2 separate regions of the Homo sapiens genome follow, and region 1 is linked to region 2. Evidence: read pairs that join two places in POLR2A ChIA-PET (ENCODE). Cell type or tissue: PC-9. All regions are shown on one strand. Links, peaks and the distances in the headings refer to the core of each region. The heading gives the core; the rest is flanking DNA. Region 1 overlaps SLC44A3 (solute carrier family 44 member 3). Region 2 overlaps CNN3-DT (CNN3 divergent transcript).

Region 1 (2,806 bases), core at 208-2,707, 70 kb after region 2:
TGCTGGCTTATAGCAATCCAAATGAAAACTAAATATACTCTAAAATGTTCTCCAAGTTTAAGAGCCTAAAAATAGACCTTACTATAAGAAGGCTACATTTTTCCCTGAATAATGAAAAGTATTCTAAATACCCCTTAAAAGACATTAAACATAGGTGGTCTAATTAGTCCCTTTACTTCTAAAGGTACATTTCTTTGGGAGGGGGCAATTATAAGAAATACTTTTCTAAGTGAGATTTCTGTGAACATTTAAATTATAAAACAGTTTGCTAACTTACAAAAATACTGCTTTGTGTAAATTTGACTAAGGACTATTAAAATCTCCTAAATGCTCTATAGAGAAATACAACATATTTAAATTTCCATCAATTTGAAAAATTCAGGAAAGGAAAAAAATCTGAAATCCAAACAATTGCAAGATATAATTTTTATAATTTTAAAGGCATATTTACAGCTTGAAAAGGAAAGACTGGTGAAATCTATGAAAATTAGGGAGGCAATTCTTTTCCTAGTTCAGGAAAATTATAGTTCTTAGAGAAGACACTGAAAATTAGCTCTTAGTTGATATATATTCATTATGCTTAGGGTTTCTAAATACTCCCTTCCCTCTTTATTTCTGAAAAGAGAAAAACTTTCTTTTAGAATTTGAAGCATGGCTTTAAAGGCCTATGGTTCTAGGGTAGGGTATGCAAACTACAGCTCAGGAGCTAGCTCCATCACACCGCCCACTTTTCTCTGGCAGGAGCTAAGAACAATTTTTACAATTTTACAATGGTTGAGAAAAAATCAAAATCAAAAAAAGAAAATTTCTTGACATGTAAAAATCATATGAAATTCAAATTTCAGTGTTGATAAGTTAAGGTTCATTAGAACATAGCCACATCCATCCCATTGACATTTTACCTATGGCTGCTTTCCTGCCATGATGGCAGAATTGAGTGGTTGTGACAGAGAGACTGGTCTGAAAGCCTAAAATGTTTACACAATTTAGCCCCTTAGAGAAGAATTTGCCAAACCTTGACCTAAGAGATGAAGCCCACCTTTGGACCCTTCTGTGTGTTCCTGAGGCAAGAGGTAGAGACGTACCTGGTTGAGATGGAGCAGGTATTTGTCAAGACACCAGAAACAGCAGTAGCAGCATCGGAACAGGTACCTGGACAATGCACCATGCTGCTGGATCAGGTTGAGAACAAAGGAACAGAGTCAAAAACAACACAGGAAAGAAGAAAAGCAGGCAGTTTCTGAGGAAACACAGTTTTTACTTATGCACCTGGGGAAACACTGGTGGCGTGGGAGAAGTTCTATTGTGTGCATACTACTACTACTAATTATGGTTCTAGTATTACTGAGGAGCAACATTTCTGTCTTGTGGACTTACGTGTTAGGGGTGCTATTAGGGAGGTTAGTCCATACTGAACAGCAAAACAAAAGCAGGCCTTCTGGTTCCAGTAAAAAAAAAAACCTCTCTTCCCCCTTCATCTGCCCTTAAGTGTCTGAAATGGTACACTTTGCTTTTTCAAACCAAAGTTTATATTCACGAAAAATCCACATCCCAGAAACAAAAAAAACAAATAATACACTGTAGGTACTAGTTATGTGCCCACATAAATAAAGAATCAAGTTTAACTCTGGAGGAAATAAATCCTGTAGTGAGATTTTTTTCAGGACTAAATTTCGAGGGATAAATTACTCCTTTGAAATATAACTTGAACTTGTGCATAGCTTAAGAATGAATACTTTAATGAACCTCTTGGGGGAAGGGTGCTCGGAGGCATCCTACCCACTCTCCAGAGTGAACACATCCCTGAAAACAATCCTGAAATAGCCTAGGATGAGGACCCCAGGAATAACTCAGCCTTATATGGACATTTTCTCATCCCAATGTGAATTCAATTGGATGAAACTTGATCTGGACACTTTTCAGCCTGGCTGTGTTGGTGAATGAGCCTATTTAACTAGGGAAAATCACACAGTGGCTGTGTGAGACATTTAAATTGTAGACACAGTGTGGGGCAGTAAGGCTGCTGAGGAAGAAATTTTTTTTTAACCTAAGAAAGGACACATTTTCCCAATAGTGACATCACTAAAAGCAATTTTGGCCCTTGGTCCTTGTGGGATCTGGGAAGTGATAAATAACCTTTTAGACCTCAGTCAGAGAGACCTTGGGCCTTCCACTGAGGTCCTTGGGCCTTCTCTTTTAGATTTATGAAAGGCCGTTTCCCCAGAGAGTTTAAAATGCCTAGCTTTAGGAGGGAGAGCAAGCTCCCGGCTGCTCATTAATTTATGATTATCTATTACCAATGCGCACACACACATATCACAAATAGATTTAAAATAAAACGCTGTCCTGTTCTTCAAGAAATCCTGCAAGTTTCCTAAGACTGAAGGATTGATTTCAAAATGCAGGAGCCAAAAGTAGCTAGTTTTGCCCTGGATATGGAAATGCCTCTTCAAGTCATCAAAATGTGGCCAAGCAAAATATTAATAGAAATACAAGAAAATATTCTACAATCAGGGGCAACTGCTTAGCATGCATTTCCAGATAAGGAAGCCAGATAATTTTATGTGTTATCCAATCAATTGCTTCTAATTGATAAACTAACTTTAAATCTTGGTTATAGATTTTAAAATATCAACAATTCAGATATCTTTTTAAAAAGTAAATGAAAACAATTCCAAAATACAATGTAAACCTATTGGTAAAATGTCCTGAATTTACTAAGGACACATAGCTATACTCAAAAGGTTGGAATCAGGTAAGTTTGTGAAACTGACCAAGTCACCAACTCTAAGGTGGTGACGGGGGA
Region 2 (2,806 bases), core at 8-2,507:
CAATACACTTGCCCTGACGACACCCTCTGCCAGCAATGCATTTCTCCCTTATCCTCTCAACATTCACATCTCTGCTTGAACATCACCTCCTCCCCAGACACCCTCTCTCAAGCAGCACACACACTCCCCGGCATAGTATCCATTCACTATCTTCACAGTGCTCTTGACTCCCTGAAATAATCTTCCTTATGCTATTGCTTGACTATGGCCTGTAACCCATCCCCTACTAGACCAAAAGCTCCTAAGGAAGGATCTTAACCCTCTCATTTACGATTGTATTCCCAGGGCCTGGAAGAGCCCTATGCAGGACTGGCTCTCAACAAACAGTTAATGAGTCAATTTCATGAAATAAAGTTCACCAAATGATATACCTCTGAAGATGCTTTAGAGCATGATATGATATTGTTATCAACTTGTTATTTTATATTCATTGATTAGATTGTTAAAAGATATACTTAGGCACATGAAAATGTTACAGAGTTTATTTGGGGAGAGAGCAATTCATGAATTGGGCAGTACCAGGCGGCAAGGGGTTTAGCATTCCACCCAGGGAGCATGAGGTGAAACATTTATAAGGTGTTTGTGAAAGCAAGGCCAAAAAAAAAAAAAAAATTAGGTTAAGGTGAAAAGTCCCTTTGGCCTCATCTAGAAGTTAGTTGGTCATTTCTAACTGGTTAAGTTTGTTTCATTTTAGTGCTTACATTGAGTTGGGTTTTAGTTTGCTTGTGTTGGAACCTGAGGCACTGGTACAGTCTCAGCAGAATGCTTCCCAATTAATTATTTTAACAAGATAAACATTTATTGAATGATTACTATGTATAAAGTGTGGGGAATACAATGTCGAACAGAATGGTTCCTGCCCTCCTGAAGTGAGTCATCTAATGGGAACTTAACAAAAAAATTATGTTACTTGAGTTTTCTGCTTACTATATTAGTGTATTTATTTATTTATTTATAGAGACAGAGTCTTGTTCTATTGCCCAGGCTGGAGTGAAATGGCATGATCATAGCTCACTGTAACTGTGTGGCTAATTTTTAAATTTTTTGTAGAGATGGGGTCTTGCTATGTTGCCCAGATTGGTCTTGAATTCCTGACCACAAGTGATCCTCCCCCTGGGAACCATTACAGTTGGCCAATGCTTTTAATACTATGGAAATAAATGCCTATTTTCCAAGCGTCTTCACTACCAAAAAGTAAACACATTTATTTTAAGAAACAGGTGCTAAGCAACTTTCAGCATAATCTGCAAATAATTTTCTTTGTCAGAACAGTGCTACGTGATGAAATTTAGACCATTAATACACTTTATTCCCACTGCCTCAACTAGTGAAAGGAATTGCATTTCAATAGGGACGTTTCAGAGTGAACACTGTTTACAAAGGAATTAAACTGCATTAGTATTTTGATACCATCTTAAATTATCTAAGGTTTTTGATAAGCAACAAAGACTGGAATGTGACACTGGAATGTGAGTCATTCTGCATTTCAAAAGATTGCTGAGTTGAGATTCTTGATGTTAACCCTACTTCTTACGAATAAAAGCTTTTAAGCTGTATCCTTATCGAAATCAAGAACACAAATTATCATAAAGAAGCTAAAACTGAGCACCTGTATTTGATAGAGGTATTATAAAAGGCAGTGGGGCCTGGAACCTTTCTGATCCTCCTTCCCTTTGACAATAAATAAATGTAGTAGAATCCTATTCCCTAAAAATGTAGGTGAGTACATACACACACAAAAATAATTGCATAAAAGTCTTGTGAAGGTTATGAACTCCAGAAAAAGACAACCCTGACTGAGGCCTCTCCTCTCTTCCAGAATTCCCTTTTGGGACTGCCAAGTCCTGTGGCTGCTGTCAAAACACTGTGTTTTATTGTTAACACCAAATTTAGAGAATCAGCAATGTCTTTGAACCTGAACGACAATAGATAAAATTAGTGAGGTATTCCCAATTGTTTCAAGCAGGAATAAGGCAAGGAGAGAGAAGAAACAACGTACACACACACACACAGAGAAAGAGAGAGAGAGTGAGAATAAATGAATATGGGAATGAGGAGAGGAAGGACAGCTATCATGAGAAAGAGAAAGTGGCAGGAGGAGTTTCAAAGGGAGAGGTGGTCTGTCTTCCTTCCTCATGTCCAGAATGAGCACTTCACTCCCTCAGCTCCTGCCAGCCCCTTCCACCCCCAGAACTCTCACCTCTTCAGCTTTCCTGGCCCCTGCCTTTAGAAACCCTATAAATTCGCTTTTGCTTCTCTCAACCCAGCTATCTACTTGTTAAGGACTGCCCCCTTCTCAGCTTCCTTCCACTGGTTTCTTTCTTTCTAGTTTTTTGAGACAGGATCTCACTCCATCGCCCAGGCTGGAGTGCAGTGGCAGGATCACTGCTCAATCAGCCTTGACATCTTTGGCTCAAGCAATCCTCGGGACTACAGGCACACATCACCATGCCTGGCTAATTTTTGTATTTTTAGTAGAGATGGGGTTTCACCATGTTGCCCAGGTGGGTCTCAAACTCCTGGGCTCAAGTGATCCACCTGCCTTGGCTTCCCGAAATGCTGGGATTTCAGAGATGAGCCACTGCCACCTGGCCTTAAACACGGTTTTCTAAATCTGCTCCCTCCATTTCTTCACTGACTCTTCCCTTCCTTACCCCAGAATGTGATTTCTACTGGAGCTGTGGCTTGAGGCTTCTCCATGAGAAGGACCATACTGAAAAAATAAAAGGCTCTTTTCCTTTCTGCATTTACGTTGTATGTTTGTTCAGCTTTTTCCTTAAAACTTTCTTCTTCCTTGTTTGCTGAG

What was found. ChIA-PET counts read pairs that join two places held together with the same protein. Peaks named below come from ENCODE experiments on the same cell type or tissue, not always from the same donor. Only the 100,000 strongest peaks of a DNase experiment are listed, where the experiment ranks them.
Region 1: POLR2A ChIA-PET joins it to region 2 with 5 read pairs; 14 of 35 experiments call an interaction of 5 or more read pairs at or near these places.

The regions. Positions count from the first base shown.
Region 1 is chr1:94,865,697-94,868,502 of GRCh38, reverse strand. SLC44A3 (solute carrier family 44 member 3) reads right to left here. Exons shown (of 15, transcript NM_001114106.3): 12 at 1,086-1,172. Among named protein-coding and RNA genes, the nearest start is that of SLC44A3, 47 kb to the right of the region's middle. RefSeq lists an enhancer at 1,644-2,145. In PC-9, for the core only: no CTCF peak of the experiment used is centred there; no DNase peak of the experiment used is centred there; H3K27ac peaks cover 356 bases.
Region 2 is chr1:94,935,695-94,938,500 of GRCh38, reverse strand. The region is part of intron 2 of CNN3-DT (CNN3 divergent transcript); the gene reads right to left. Among named protein-coding and RNA genes, the nearest start is that of CNN3, 10 kb to the right of the region's middle. RefSeq lists a silencer at 1,354-1,648 and enhancers at 1,192-2,046, 2,047-2,806. In PC-9, for the core only: no CTCF peak of the experiment used is centred there; DNase peaks (open chromatin) are centred at 580 and 1,420; H3K27ac peaks cover 931 bases.